Regions from separate parts of the Homo sapiens genome. Here region 2 is linked to region 1. The links are chromatin loops, found by intact Hi-C in ENCODE. Cell type or tissue: pancreas. All regions are shown on one strand. Each heading gives the region's core, and the rest is flanking DNA. Links, peaks and the distances in the headings are about the cores only. Region 1 has its middle 13 kb from the start of MXI1. Region 2 has its middle 65 kb from the start of MXI1.

Region 1 (5,380 bases), core at 159-5,158:
TATCAGACATTACCAACCTCCTATGTGCACCCACGGTGACTTCTCACGGTGTCTGTCTTCCCCTTCACATGATCAGCCCCACTGCTGAGTTAAAGGGCAGACACTAGGCCATTATTCACAGAAGACCCTAAGAAAATGCATGCATTTGCTGCCCTGGCCAGAGGTAGTGAAGCGGAGAGTAATGCATAGGTGCATTTGCAAGGACTGTGGATCGCATATGGCAGATTCTCAGCCTGTGCCTGTACATCAGAATCACTTGGGGATAGGATTGCCAAATTTTTCTAGTGAAAATACAGGATGCCCAGTTAATTTAAATCTGTGATAAACAACAAATCATGTTTTAGTATAAATATGGCCCATGTAATATTTGTGACATATTTATGCTAAAAATTACTCATTGTCATTTGAAATTAAAATTTAACTGAGCATCCTATATATTATCTGGCAACCTTAATTGGGAAACAACTGAGAATAATTAAATCAGAATCTCTTGAAATGTGGTCCAGATACTAATAATTTTAAAAAGGCTTCCTAGGTTATTATAGTGGGCAGCTGTGCTTGGGAATCACTGATAGAAGGGAGCTAAAATCTTGGAGATCATAGGAAGGAAAATGGGGTTTGGCCCAGAGTGGGCAACCCCTACGTAGGAAAGGAATGGAGACATGTGACAAACGTCACCTACCCAAAGTTCTGCCTTCAGGGAGCTCTGCTGGGCCACATCCCAGAGACCAAGTCAGCCACAGTCAGAGTGGAGCTGGACTGTGCAGCCATCGTGTTTTCAAGGTCACACCAGAGTGCCCAGTACCATCTCTTGGGAGCTCAGTGCCCTCCAGAGACATCAACCTTCCCACTAACCACCTCCATCCAGAAACAGCAAAGCCAGTATATGTCAAATTTCATTTCCTTTGTGTATGTGAGTTAAGCAGCCACCCAAATTTCTCCTGTGACTTGGGGAGCTCAGAGTGAAGTCCGCCTTGAGAAGTCACACAACACAGGGTCTAAAGCTTGAAGTTTGGAGCCAGACAGAGATAGGTGCAAATTCTATTTCTGTCAATTACTTTGGGGGTATATAAGCTTGGGCAAGTTACATAACCCCTTTGAACCTCAGTTTTTCATCTGCAAAATGGGAACGATAATTATACTTGCCTCACAAGATTATCATGAGAATCAAATGAGATAATGCCTGTAAAATGCCCACTTCGCCCAGTGTCTGGCATGGACAAAGCACTCAATAAGTAGTTGTTATTATTTTATCGCTGTTATCTTTCCCAGAGGTCCCCTACAGATCCCCCTCTCCCAACATCTGGCAATAGCAGGAGAGCAGGGGCCATTGGTACTGCAGGTGGGAGTGCAGTACTATAAAACCTGGAGCTCCTCAAGGAGTCCCTCTGCTGAACAGAATGTAGGCTCAGAACCCTCTGTTCCCATCTTTCAGCTTTTAAGGGAAAGACATAGGCCAAGCCTGTTAAGATAGTATTACTCTTTTAAAAAAAAAAATTGAGACAGGGTTTTACTCTGTTGCCCAAGCTGGAATGCAATGGCACAATTATAGTTCACTGCAGCCTCAAACTCCTGGGCTCAAGTAATCCTCCTGCCTCAGCCTCCTAAGTAGCTGGAACTACAGATGCAAGCCACCACTCTTCCTGGATACACACACACACACACACACACACACACACACACACACACACGTATTTATTTATTTATTTATTTATTGTAGAGACAGGGTCTCACTACGTTGTTGCCCAGGCTGGTCTCAAATTCCTGGGCTCAAGCAATCCTCCTTCCTCATCCTCCTAAAGTGGTGGGATTATAAGCTTGAGCCATCGTGCCTAGCCAAAATAGCACTACTCATAGCATAAAGAAAAGGGCTGGGGTGGATAAAAGGGACCTGACTCCCTGATTTCCAGCTGTGACTTTGCCAATAACTTGTCGTGACCTTAGGCAGGTCATTGCATCACTTACGGTTCAGTCTCTTCATTTGTTTAATGAGTATGGGCCAGATGATCACTTCCATCCATAATACTCCTTGATAAGTTCTCTTATAGAAATTCTTGCCTTGACTTTACAGCCACCTTCCCCAGATAGTTAATATTCTTTCCCTACCTATTCCCAGGGTCGGGAAGAGGAGAACTGGGGCTCACGCAGAGTGGAGAGCTTTGAAAGTTGTCGGTTTCCTGCCTTTTCTTCAGGTACATCTGTACATCTTTTCACTAAAAAGTACAACATATGATTTTTTTTTTTTTTTTTTTTTTTTGAGACGGAGTCTTGCTCTGTCACCCAGGCTGGAGTGCAGTGGCACAATCTCGGCTCACTGCAAGCTCCACCTCCCGGGTTCACGCCATTCTCCTGCCTCAGCCTCCTCGGTAGCTGGGATTACAGGCGCCTGCCACCATGCCCGGCTAATTTTTTTGTATTTTTTAGTAGAGACGGGGTTTCACCGTTTTAGCCAGGATGGTCTCGATCTCCTGACCTCGTGATCCGCCTATCTTGGCCTCCCAAAGTGCTGGGATTACAGGTGTGAGCCACCGCGCCCGGCCAAAAGTACAACATATGATCTTTAAGTTCTGTTTTCCCTTCAAAGAATGGAGGGAAACTTCTTTGCTCATTCTATCTTTTGCCCATCTTTAAGATGAGCCCAAACTCACCCAGCACTGACCATTGTCAAAGTCCAGAGTACAAATAGAACTGAAATGCAAAAGGACTATTTTGAGGGTGTCATTCACCCTCCCCACTCACTGGAGCACCCTGGATGCACCTGTTCTTTTTCTCTTAGGTAATCCTTTCCTAATCCTTTTTCAAATTTCACCTGCCATTGAGAGTCCACTGTTGTCATTTTTGAAGGACAAACCTGTTTTTCAAGTGATAATTGCATTGACCATCTGTCTCCATTAACCATCCCCTACCCCATCCTCTTTCTCCAAATCCCCAAATAACTAAAATAATAGTGAAATAAAAGACAATATATTATCTGGTTGCAACACACAGCATTTTGTCCATGTTTGTTCAATATCAGGACGAACCTAACAGCAAACATGGTACCAACAGAAAAGTTATCTGGGTTTCCAGAAGTTTTCCTGCCACAGGGTTCAGAGCTGGATAAATAGCTGCCTCTCACTTCTAATGAAGAAAATCATTTTACTAGTGTGGATCCCAAGGAGAGGTTATGTTGCTTTTTTTTACAAGGCTATATAACTGGCTAACATTCATGCTTATGGGTATTCTGAGAAAATGGCTGTCTCCATTAGGATTTGAGATAAAGTCTTAATCAAACTGGACATGAACTCCTTTTGAAGCTGCACAGGAAATCTCTGGGAAACACAGTTAAAAAGACTCTAGTTCAAAGGAAACTTCTTTATTAATAATATTCAGAGATTTGTTTCTGATTTGATTTTGGTCACTTGCCTTGCTGAAAGAAACATAATAGGAATTCAGGCCACATCTCCAGGAGATCAAATCTAAAAAGTGGGATGTGGGCTGCAGATACTTAATTTGGGGACATCACCAGCCACCAGTCGGAGTTTTGACGTGGTAAAGCAAGACCCAACAGCTGGGCATTTTGGTGTTTTTAGGACAGCCATTCGGAGTGTAAAACTATCTTCCCTCTTTGAACTGTGGAGATTTAACATCCTTTGATGGGGTTAATTTTACTGTGATAACAGATTTACCCAGAAAGGATACTTGAATAACTCAGGCCTGATTAGCTCTCTGGAAAGATGGGCCCAAAATATCTCATGGAGACGTTCTATTAGCAAAGGATTTTGATCGCTTAAAAATGTTGATGAGTTACGCTGAAAGTTGGAAAGATACTGAAATTTTAGTGGGTTTTTGCTTTGGTTAAGAGGTGTAAGTAAAAACGGGGCAGAAAGAATTTCTATTTTCAAAAAGAAGGGGTAGACATACTTTTCTCTATTCCCCCTAAGCACAACCCCAAACCTTAGACATTATATATAAAACAAGCATAAGACAACTCTAAAAGATGGAGAGAGAAAGGAAGACTGCCCAGAGATCTCAGAAGCCTAGGAACAACACAGTGATTAATTCTCTGGATTTTATTTTTGCCTCATATGTTCCAGGCTTGGAGCTGAAGAAGCCAGTAACCTGGACACACCAAAAAGTGCAGAGGCAAAAACAGTCTCAACAAAAGCCTATTCTCTCTAGCCAAAGGACCAGGAAGGGGACAGCCTAACACGACAAAAACTTTTAGATAATAAGCACTCTACTGCAGCCAAGTACCACAGAGAAACTGTGACCCCACCCACACTCTCACCAGAAAAGGCCAAGTGGGGAGCCTCAACTTTCACCCTAGCCAGGCTATAGCACGCCTTCCAAACTCCTCCACAAGAATGATGTCAGAGAAAGCAGAATAGGGGCCATGACCTTCAATCTTACCAGCTGGTAATAAGGGCCCTCCCCACTGTGGTTAGTGGTGACCACAGAGGCGCTCCCATTCCTGCACAATTTAACACAGCGCCCCCTCAAGTGTCCATGGAGACCAACAAGGGAACTTGGACTTCTATCTCCACCTAGCAGTAACAAGGCAGTACCTTTTCTTCCCCCGCCATGGTGGTGTTAGAGAAAGCCACATGAAACAGAAGGTCTAAATAAAATGCAGAGCCTTATAACATAACAGGAAAATTTCCAGGTTTCCATAAAAAAATCATTCGTCATTCTATGAACCAGCAAGATCTCGAACCAAATAAAAAAGACAATTGAAAGATGATGGGAGCAGGAGGGAGAATTGAGGAGATGTTGGCTAAAGGATAAAATTTCTGTTAGGTCTGGGCATAGTGGCTCACCTCTGTAATCCCAGCATTTTGGGGGGCCAAGGGGGGCAGATCACCTTAGGTCAGGAGTTCAAGACTAGCCTGGACAACATGGTGAAACCCTGTCTCTACCAAAAATGCAAGAATTAGCAGGGCATGGTGGTGCACACCTGTAATCCCAACTACTCGGGAGGCTGGGGCACAAGAAGCGCTTGAACCAGGGAGGCGGAGGTTGCAGTGAGACAAAGTCGTGCCACTGCATTCCAGCCTGGGCAACAGAGCAAGACTCTGTCTCAAAAAAAAATTTTCAATTAGACAGGAAGAACAAATTCAATAAATCGATTTACAACATGGTGCTTATAGTTACTAGCAATGTACTGTATACTTGAAAATTGCTAAGAGAGTAGATTTCATGTTTTCTCACCACAAAAGATGATAAATATATGAGGTAATGAATATGTTAGTTCACTTGATTTAGTCATTCCACAATGTATACATATTGTGTATATACACATATAAACACAACAACATGTTGCACATTATAAATGTATACAACTTGTGTTTGTCAATTTAAAAAATAATTTTAAAAATAGATGACAATGCTTAGATGAAAG
Region 2 (5,380 bases), core at 305-5,304, 52 kb after region 1:
ATAGCCAGGGCCACACAGCCTGCAGATGACCAGCCCCCTGTGCCTCCTCAGCTTTCAAGGGGCAAAGAGAGCTAAAAAATTCCTTTCAACAACAGCCTGAAAGGCGGCTGCTTCCACTGAACACATCTTAGAACCACAGTGACTTGTCTGTCATATTCCTCTAGAATTCTCCAGGAAGCTGCTTGCAGTCTAGGTATTCCCATTGATCTTGAAGCTGCTGCTCTAGACCATCTTTGTCTGGGGGGAGTCATCATCATCTTTTAATCCATCACCTTCTCAAGGCACAAATCATACTTCCCAACAATGGGGTTTCTTACTGGAAAAGAGTAAATTACATAACTTATCTGTCCATTACTCATCTTCTGTCCTTTTTCAAAGAGTAGAAAACTGGTCACAATTCAGCAAAGAATTCCGTAAAGAATAGGAATGACAAATTTCAAGTGGGTAACTGTGAGAGATAAGCCAGCCATTGTTTAATCTGTCTCCTAATATGCATTCTCTTCTAGCAGATCGAGATAGAGAAAAGTGATAATACAAACAATACCAACATCAGTTGAGGGCTTCCTGATACTAGAGTCCGTGCTAAGTTTTTTTTGTATATTATAATCTTGCTTAATTCTTATTACAACCCTAAGAGTTTAGCATAATTATTATACCCATTTAATAGAAAAGTGAAGAGGTAGGAATCAAACTCAGGTCTCTATGACTCTAGAGCAATAATGCCTTACTATTGGACAAAGAAAAAAAGTGCTACAACAATTTCAAATGTGGAAATTTCAGGGTATTATTGGTGTAATTGCTTAATGAGATAACATGCAGCATATCATGTGTCATAGCTATTCTATCATCAAATTGAGTGGGAAAGAAAACACAAGCCCAGTATAATGTAATGTTTTATTTAACTGACGCCAGCTGTCCCCAGAGATCCACAGTAAACTAAGATGATGAATAAGATGGCAAGTATTTTTGGGAATCAGGGAAGTGGAAGTATAAACTCTCAAGTTTGATTGCTTAGGTTTGAACCCCAGCTTTGACACTAACAGTGTGATCTTGGGCAACTTCTCTAAGCTTTAGTTTTCTTCTCTGTAAAATGGAGATGATAACAATCTACCTCAGAGGTTTGTTGTATTAAATTAATGCATCAACTTAAAGTACCTGGTGCTCAGTAAATTCTAGCTATTACATTTTACTCAGGGTTAAAATGTGCCAACAACCTCTATCGATGGCAGCAGCCCTCAGTAAAATAAACAATTAGTGAAGACCCAATGGACAATACATGAATTAGAAAACCACACTGCTGATCAGAATAGTGAAAGTGTGCTATCACTATTCATTTTATCAGCATGCTTGTAGTAGGGTTTGCTAAGACCAGCACCCAGTCTTTTATCCTTTTCACATTCCCAAAGTTATCCTTGGCTACCTAACTGAAGTGACACTGTGGTGCTCTGGAAGGCCCTCTGCACCCTAGATTAGCAAATGCCAGTGGGGATGCGAACTCTTTCTCACCTAGAAGCCACTTTAGCCATGAGAGAGACAAGTTGGGGAAGGCTTCTGTGATGTTGCTGCAAGCTCTAATACCTGATTTTCCTACCAGCTGGCAAGAAGGCTGCACTCAGTGAATAACCTGGCATAACAGTTAGAAACAGACTTAAGAGTCTGAATCCACTTACTAAGTGGTGAAATGAGAAAAATTCCTTAGCCTCTCTCTAAACCTGTTTCCCCCTTTGGTGGATAACCATATAGTGCATGATTGAGGATTAAATGAGATAATGTAATTAAAACATGTAGTACAAAGCCTACATGGTAGGCACTTGATAAACTGTAGCTATTATTATTATTAGCTTTATAGATCAGACTAATGGCTCCAAGGAGGATTTTCACCCTAAGCCACTTCCTGACTTTCACTATTTAAGATATATGAGAACATCTTTCTGCTATGTACATGTTATTAACATGTCACCAACATGAACAGTGTTGTCCCTTGTGAGCAACAGAAAGGAAGAATCTATTTTTGGCCATGCATGGTGAAGGACAAAAGGATGAACAAGGTATATACAGTCCCTGCTTTCCCAGAGCTTATGATCTTGTAGGGGAGACAGATGCATAATCAATAATGCTTACAAGACAGGCTAAGTATGATCCTGAAGTGCTACTGGAGTTTGGTAAAGGAAGAAGTCATTTTGATGAAAGGAAACATCCTCTATCAGTGTGCCCAGGTGGAGAAGGGTGCTTGGAGAGCTAAGGCGGTCACTGGGAGGGTATATGTCTTCTGCTGGGTACCCAGGTTGGGGAAGATGGGGTGGGAAAGAAGGCTGGCTTGCCAGGTGGCAGGGCTAGGTGTTCTATGGACAACTGTGGGAGTAGAGGACTGGATGACTCATGCAGCTGGCTCCTGAGTCCCCCAGATGATGACAGATTGGAGCTGCTACAGGTACGGTCCTAAGGAAGCCATTCTCTCCGGAAGCAGGTTGGAGGAGTGAACTGAGAGGTCATTATTTGGGTGGATGTGGCAAGACAAATCAGAGAGGCCTCTGACTCAGTGGCAAACGGCTATTGCCACAACCAGAGGGTTATGGAGGACGCCATGTGGAATCGAAGGTGTTTTGCCAGCATAAAATCATAGCCTCATTTTTTATAGGAGGAGGAAACACAGACCACTGTCTTCGATTCTCTTCTATTCAATTAGTGTTCTTGAGGTGCATCTTATAGTGACTCCTGGTAAGAGGGTGGCGGGGTTGGGGGCGGGGAAGGGCAGAGACATCACTGGAGCTAAATTTTTCTATAGTGAAACTGCCTCCCGATTGGAAAATTAGTTCACAGGAAACATGGGGCCATCTTCACAGCGAGTGTTTCAGTAGCACTTGGCCTTTGCTTATTCATCTTTGCTAGTCCTCAGGTAGGTTCTGGTGTGAAATATTAACTCATTCCTGCAGCCACTCTTACGTGGCTGTCTTGTTATCACACAGGGTTGCTTCCATTGTGAAAGCCATGTCAGGGCCCTTCCCTGTCTCTGCAGTGTGCCTCTCCCACAACGACTAGGGCCACTTGACCGACTTACCTGGCTGTGGTGTCCAGGACTAGTCCTAATGAGGCCAGCGGAACTGAGGTAGCTCTAGCTCCTGGCTCTGGGACTCACTGGGCACCAAGCCAAGCCTGTCCCCAGGCCAGTCCTGACCTTGTCTTGGCTCTGAGCACTGCCTGGCTTCTGGAATTCTGAGCAGTATTGTGTACCTCAGTTCTGATAACAGGATTCCCATCTGTCATTTTCCTTCTATCCGAGTTCCTGTCTTGAGGAACTGCTAACTATACCCAGGCCCCTTAAGCCTGAGGTCCTGCCATGATCTTGCCATTACCCCACAGGAAGTAGAGGAAGCGCTGCTCTTAGAGCTAAGCCTGTGGCTGGCACTCCTACACATGCTACTGGGCTTCTGCCATCCTGCTTTCTTACTCCAGAATCCTGACTGGGACTCCCACTTCCCTGATGCAGACCATTTACCAGACTACGCTTTTGGCCGATGGCTATGTTCTCGAGGCTCCATGTTTCACTGGCTGGGCTGGGCTTCCTACTAGCTCTCCAGCTCAAGCTGTTCCCCCAGTGCCTGACTTTGCTCAGTGAGTGGGTAGAATTCCTGAGCTTGCCCCACCCAGCCTGCCCTGTTCCTCTGCAGTTAATTGACCCATGCTCAGCTTGGCTTTGGCAAGTACATGTGCATATACCCTTGCTCAATATTAACTTAAAGGTCAAAATGGAGACACACGACCATACCTACATATCAAAAAATTTCATATTTTGAAAATATGTTCTAAAGTAAAACACTATTTTAAAAATAATTTAAAAACAAAACATCTCAATTACCACACAGGATATTTTAAATTAAATAATTTAAAAGGCTTAAGATACCCAAACATCCGGGTGCAGTGAGTCTTACCCCTCCCCGCGATGTGGACCAGTAGATAATATTTGGGATACAGTCTTGGTTATCCTAATAGCCTCAAATGACCTTTATTTCAGTTGAAACAATTGAAGCCAACATTTCCAAAACAGAAATCAGGTAGGAAGAAATGTTGAACTTTAACTCCTTAGTCCAGCAAACACCTTTGGAAGAGACTGCCTGTGCATGCCAACAAGCTGGCTGTATCTACATGTTCTCTCATAAAACTAGGAGCTCATCTACTCTGAAGTCAAAGTCTAGCAAGCCAGTTGCCACTGAATCCAACCTCTACAGCATTACTCAACAGGAAAGGGGTGAGTTATAGCACGCAACAACTACTTCCTCCCTAGCTCCTGCTTAGTGAAAATCTTCAGAAGCTATTGCTTTTGGAAAAAAAAAAAAAAACAATTAGTTTAGATCTTGACTGTCTATGAAAGAAAATGGTCTTCAAGGAAGGACAGAACACAGCCAGAAAACCATTGAGAAGAGTCTAGCAGAACTGTAGCTCCAGGTCCAGGCTGGGGACTGTCACTATATTTGTTTTATAAACCCAGAAAAGATAAGTCAGGAGTACCAGAGGGAAATCCAAAAGAGCCTGCCCTTTTTTTGAGATGGAGTCTCGCTCTGTTGCCAGGCTGGAGTGCAGTGGCACAGTCTCGGCTCACTGCAACCTCTGCCTCCCAGGTTCAAGCGATTCTCCTGCCTCAGCCTCCCGAGTAGCTGGGACTACAGGCGTGCACCACCATGCCCAGCTAATTTTTGTATCTTTAGTAGAGAGGGGGTTTCACCATGCTGGCCAGGATGGTCTCAATTCCCTGACTTCGTGATCCGCCCGCCTCGGCCTCCCAATGTGCTGGGATTACTTGGGCCCGGCTGAGTCTGCCTCTTAAGGCCTGCATTTTGCTGGGTGCAGTGGCTCATGCCTGTAATTCCAGCACTTTGGGAGGCCAAAGCAGGTGGATCAACTGCCAGGAGTTCCAGACCAGCCTGGCCAATACGGTGAAAACTTGTCTCTACTAAAAATACAAAAAATTAACTGGGCGTGGTGGTGGGCAACTGTAATCCCAGCTACTTGGGAGACAGGCGGGAGAATTGCTTGAACCTGGGAAGCGGAGGTTGCAGTGAGCCGAGATCATGCCACTGCACTCCAGCCTGGGCGCGACAGAGTGAGACTGTCTCAAAGAAAAAAATAATAATAAAGCCTGCATTTTATAACTGTACTACTTCCTAATTTCCATCCCTATCTGCTAGGATATGTTATATTGCTTTGGGAAATCCAAGTTTTTCTCAAAAATTTCAAGTCTAAATATCAATCTGAAGGGACACTGTTTGGTCTAAGAAGTCCAATTAACACTCTGCAATGGTCTTTCTATAGGGCTGACATATTTACCAGCTTTTTGAGTGCGAGTCTAATATAGACAATGAGGAAAATCTTGCCTATAAGTCCT

Evidence for each region. A loop is a pair of places that touch in the nucleus more often than their neighbours do. Peaks named below come from ENCODE experiments on the same cell type or tissue, not always from the same donor. Only the 100,000 strongest peaks of a DNase experiment are listed, where the experiment ranks them.
Region 2: it touches region 1 in a loop (2.0-fold over the local background); 87 of 110 quality-filtered maps call a loop at or near these places.

What each region holds. Positions count from the first base shown.
Region 1 is chr10:110,191,767-110,197,146 of GRCh38, reverse strand. No RefSeq gene overlaps it. Among named protein-coding and RNA genes, the nearest start is that of MXI1, 13 kb to the left of the region's middle. In pancreas, for the core only: no CTCF peak of the experiment used is centred there; no DNase peak of the experiment used is centred there.
Region 2 is chr10:110,140,187-110,145,566 of GRCh38, reverse strand. No RefSeq gene overlaps it. Among named protein-coding and RNA genes, the nearest start is that of MXI1, 65 kb to the left of the region's middle. In pancreas, for the core only: no CTCF peak of the experiment used is centred there; a DNase peak (open chromatin) is centred at 3,136.